Linked DNA regions of Homo sapiens: region 1 is linked to region 2. Evidence: read pairs that join two places in POLR2A ChIA-PET (ENCODE). Cell type or tissue: PC-9. All regions are shown on one strand.

Region 1 (2,500 bases), 660 kb after region 2:
GAACTGCATTCAACCTGAGTGAATCATCAAAAGCTTCCTGAGGCTGGGCGCGGTGGCTCACGCCTGTAATCCCAGCACGTTGGGAGGCGAGGCAGGCGGATCACTTGAGGTCAGGAGTTCAAGAACAGTCTGGCCAATATGGTGAAACCCCATCTCTACTAAAAATACAAAAATTAGCCCTATGTGATGGTGCATGCCTGTAATCCCAGCTACTCAGGAGGCTAAGGCAGGAGAATTGCTTGAACCCGAGAGGCAGAGATTGCAGTGAGCCAAGATTGTGCCATTGCACACCACTGCACTCCAGCCTGGGCGACAGAGCAAGACTCCATCTTAAAAAAAAAAAAAGCCTCCTGGAACAAGTGATGTCCAACCTGAGTCTTAAAAAGTAGAAGTTATCAGGTCCATCAGCTGACAGTGGGTTCAGCAAGAGCTTGGTGCTGAAATCCAGATGGCAATGCTGGAGTTTAAAATGGGAGTCAGAGAATGCTGACATGAGGATGGGTGGGTAGGCAGAAGCACAGGGATGGTCTCCTGCAACAAGTTAAATAACTTTCAGATATGAGTGACTCTTATTTGAGGGAAGGCCTTCCCTAATCAGATTTTCCTTTTGGAAAGAATCCCTGAAAAAATGATGCTCAGGGGGCTATAAGCAGAGATCAAGAGCTAGTTAGGCAGCTATCAGGGTTCAGGAAAGATAATAAGGCTGTTTCCAAGGACGGACAGAAAGCTAAAAATATTAGACAGATTAGGAGATAAAATTGGCAGAACTGAGGAGACTGAGCTGATGTGGGAGAGGTTTCCTCTCAGGGTACTGGATAGAGTTGATGTCACCACCATGGAGAGAAAACACAAGAGGAGGATGCTTAGGGTGGCTAGATTATGTTTAGGGTGACTAAGACAGCTGCTTTGAGAGCCACCTCACACCTGGCAGCCTTGTTTGTTGGCTTTTTCAGGTGTAACAGTCAAGGTTTGACCAGGAAAACAGAAGCTGCTTTAGGTATTTTATTCCACTTGCAAGGTTGCGTGAGGTTTTAATGTAGGGATTTAGAGCTCAAGAGCTTGATTCAACCATTGTAGGGAGCTGTGGTCAGGCAAGCCACCACCAACAGTGTCAGTCTACAGCACTGAGCTGTGTGCAGGGCTCCTATGCACCCTGTCAGTCTGTAGCACTGAGGTGGAAAATTATCAAAAGCTTGCCAGGAAGCTGTTTTGAACCTCACATCTGTTCATGCTCCCGCCTCTAGAGAATAATGATCTCACTTTCTAAATCTCTTGCAATTGCCTAACTCTAACCAGGAAATATACAAGGAAGAAGATTCTGGGAAATGTAGTTTCTGGTTTCACACATCACAGGGAAGATCTTAAAATGGCTTGTGGGTTCTTTAAGGCTGAGATAAATCAATCAGCTCCTACTGGAAATTCTAATTTATGATTCAGATAGTTGAAACCATAGGACAAGTAAAAACTCCAGAGCTGTGAGAGGAGAAGCAGAGGAAGATGCAGGAGGAGAAAGAATGAGGCAAATGTGCACAGAAAGTGGAGATGATCAACTATGTAGCACACAACCAGAGAGAGATAGGGAAAGGTCTTGAACCATGGCTGAACTTCCTGCTCTGGATTCTCTGAGCAAAACCTGGGTTCTTAAATAATTTTTTTTCTTAAGATAGCTTAAGCTGATTTGTAATTCTTCTAAACAAAGGAGTCTTAAGCAAGATAACACCTGCTCTAGGCCGTCTACACCGCAGTGGGCTGGGTGGATCAGAGGTTCTGGAGAGAGGTCTGTCCTAGAGGTAGAGATGGACAGGCTGTCAGCATACAGAAGTAGTAAAACTGTGAGAATGGGCCGGGTGCGGTGGCTCACGCCTGTAATCCCAGCACTTTGGGAGGCCAAGGTGGGCGGATCACGAGGTCAGGAGATCGAGACCATCCCGGCTAACACGGTGAAACCCCGTCTCCACTAAAAATACAAAAAATTAGCCGGGCGCGGTGGCGGGCGCCTGTAGTCCCAGCTACTCGGGAGGCTGAGGCAGGAAAATGGCATGAACCCGGGAGGCGGAGCTTGCAGTGAGCCGAGATCGCGCCACTGCACTCCAGCCTGGGCGACAGAGTGAGACTCCGTCTCAAAAACAAACAAACAAAAAAAAAAAAAACCAAAAAACAAAACTCTGAGAATGGAGAAACTTGGACAATTTTTTACTTTACTGAAAGATGCATGATAATGTGGATATTAAAGTAGTTACAAATGGAACTTTACAATATGTTAGGGCTGATGAGAAAAAAAAGACAATTAGTGTTCGACAAACAAATAAAACTGGAGTGTGAAATGAAGTTGGAAGGATAAGATGGACAAATATATAGACAATTATGTCTTATTTGATAACGGTTATAGAAGGGTATATTTACCTTCAGGAGTGCTTTTCAACTCTTTGAGTTTTGGCATGTTAGTTGGGTATCAATGAAAAAACTCTAATTTTGAGCTTCTTTTTCAGTATGACTAATA
Region 2 (2,500 bases):
GAAACAATTCTTAATCATTTATTTTCAACACGTGTACTATAAAGAACCTAAGAAATCAGACAATTTTAATAACCCATAAACATGTTGAATCCATTTGCAGATTTAAATTTTGTAAAAATAGCTGTCACTGCCTCCATATATCAAGTGTACTATGTTTATAATCACATTTATGCTACCGATACTCCTCAGAAAAAAACAGATTCTGCTTGGTTCTAGCTTCAGTATTATGAACTCCAATAATGCTTTGAGGACCTCCAAAGGAAAAAAACAGATTCTACTAGGTTCTAGCTGAAATATTATCAACTCCAAATTGAAGCTGAAGTATTATCAACTCCAAATAATGCTTCGAGGACCTCCAAAAAAAAGAGATTCTGCTTGGTTGTAGCTGAAGTATTATCAACTCCAAATAATGCTTGGAGGACCTCCACAGGTAAACTACTAATCCCTTTGGCCATTTATTGAGACAGACAGAGAGAGAGAGAGAGAGTTTTGAAGCAACAATGTACCATTAGTAAAGTTGCTGTGCAGAATTACCTCAGTCCTATTCTAAGCTTACAGTTCAGTTGATTTTATTGTCTTCACCTAAGTATATACAATTCACATATGGGAGAAAAACACTAAATCAAGATGGTTATTTTCACTGTTTTGCTTAAGATTCATATTTAAATATAAATCAAGAAGTTAATCCACAGTTTGAGAGATACTTATATTAGAAATTTTAAATGTTAAATACATAATTGTAAATATGGTGTATGTACTGTTTCACATACAATGGGTATTGATCAAATCAGTGTAATTAGCACACCCATCAGCTCAAATATCATTTATTTGTAGCAAGAACATTCAATACATTAACTATAGTCACCCTACTCTCTCTCTCTCTCTCTCTCAATAAATGGCCAAAGGGATTAGTACTTTTACCTTTGGAGGTCCTCAAAGCATTATTTGGAGTTCATAATACTTCAGCTAGAACTTATTCCTTCAAATTTAACTCTGTACCCATTAAAAGTGGTTTTGTGTGCAATTAACAGACACATGTTCTACCCATACATTGTTTTCCAAAATTATTGTGTGGCTTTAAAAAAAAAAAAACCCACACAACAAATTGCAAAAGGCACTGAGATAACATCTGCTTCTAGATCATTGCTAGGCTCGAAAAATAAAGCTTGTTCTACCAGGAATGACAAGTTAGAACTTAGTATTTGCCAAAGCAGAAATTATATAGTGTCAGTTATTTCAGGCAAACCTTATTCGGCTCTCATCCCCAACTATCTGTCAGAACAATTAAAAGAGATCAAAACAGTCCAGCATAACTAGGCTTCATTATATAAGGCCATTTTGTTCTAAGACACTAATAAACCAAAATAAGAAATATTAAAATCAAAATAAAAGATATTATTTGAGCTATTTTCATACAAACTGTTGGTTCCTTATATCCTCCCTTCTATAATAAAGGGCATATTTTACTGCAAAGAAAATTTTACTTTATATATATCACTAGCCATAAATTTTTGAATGTCATTAATTACATGTTGTCTAGTACCATTAACCAAATAGCGTAACTATTTTATGTCCACATTTCACTTCTGTATTTACAAACATATCAGTAAAGAGTTAACAATGAGATGCGATCAAACATCCATATTATCTGTTTTGTAGACAGCAATGTAGATGATTTTGTAATCACCTTTCATCGGAGTGACCTTATATAAAAAATAAGTCAATAATTTAGAGGTTCTAAGTCTCCAAAGGAGATTTTCAAATGTAAATATAGAAATGGTTATAGATAATGAGATTTTTAGGAAACCTCTGCCATGTCTGCATCCTGTTAACTGTTATATCATCTTTTCTTCCAGCTGCGTTCCTTTGCCTGCAACAGGGGTCAAGATGAGTTTTGCCTGACTTCTTTGATGTCCTGAACTTTCCGTAGTCCTTTTTCTTGAATTTGTTCATTATAAATATAGCTTGGCATTTGTTTGATCTTTTCAACTGTCTTCACTGCATCAGTAGTTTTATTCCATAGTTCTTGCAGATATTTGACAGGCTTGTTACTATATTTTTCAAATTCAAATCCACTGTAAGCTCATTATTAGCAGTTGCTTTACAGAATGCTTTAGTCCACCTAACCTTTTGAGAATTGCACTTCTTTTAAAGTTTTTGTGACATTTATGTTTATACAATCTGAACACCTTGCAACAGCTGCAGATGAACATCATGATGTGGTCAGGGTAGATGGGTCCCAAAGAAACTAACACTTCTCAGTGCTGAGCTCGGATGGGCCTCCACTGACCAAACACGGAGCTTGAGAGGAAGTCAAGAGGTATCTTGGAATTCCACATGCTGACCCTGTCATTCTTGAAGGAAAATGATGCATAATTTCTGAATAATTCAGAAAGAACTTAACAATCTTTCCAGTTAGTTTTTAAATAACAATTCTGTTTATCAAATTTCTGAATTAACTTTTCTGAATTCACGGGTTTCTAAAACTGGCCTTAAGCAA

What was found. ChIA-PET counts read pairs that join two places held together with the same protein. Peaks named below come from ENCODE experiments on the same cell type or tissue, not always from the same donor. Only the 100,000 strongest peaks of a DNase experiment are listed, where the experiment ranks them.
Region 1: POLR2A ChIA-PET joins it to region 2 with 10 read pairs; 2 of 35 experiments call an interaction of 5 or more read pairs at or near these places.

What each region holds. Positions count from the first base shown.
Region 1 is chr12:68,179,902-68,182,401 of GRCh38, reverse strand. No RefSeq gene overlaps it. Among named protein-coding and RNA genes, the nearest start is that of IFNG, 21 kb to the right of the region's middle. In PC-9, no CTCF peak of the experiment used is centred here; no DNase peak of the experiment used is centred here.
Region 2 is chr12:68,841,686-68,844,185 of GRCh38, reverse strand. MDM2 (MDM2 proto-oncogene) reads right to left here. Exons shown (of 11, transcript NM_002392.6): 11 at 1-2,500. It also overlaps a transcript of CPM not described here. Among named protein-coding and RNA genes, the nearest start is that of MDM2, 35 kb to the right of the region's middle. In PC-9, no CTCF peak of the experiment used is centred here; no DNase peak of the experiment used is centred here.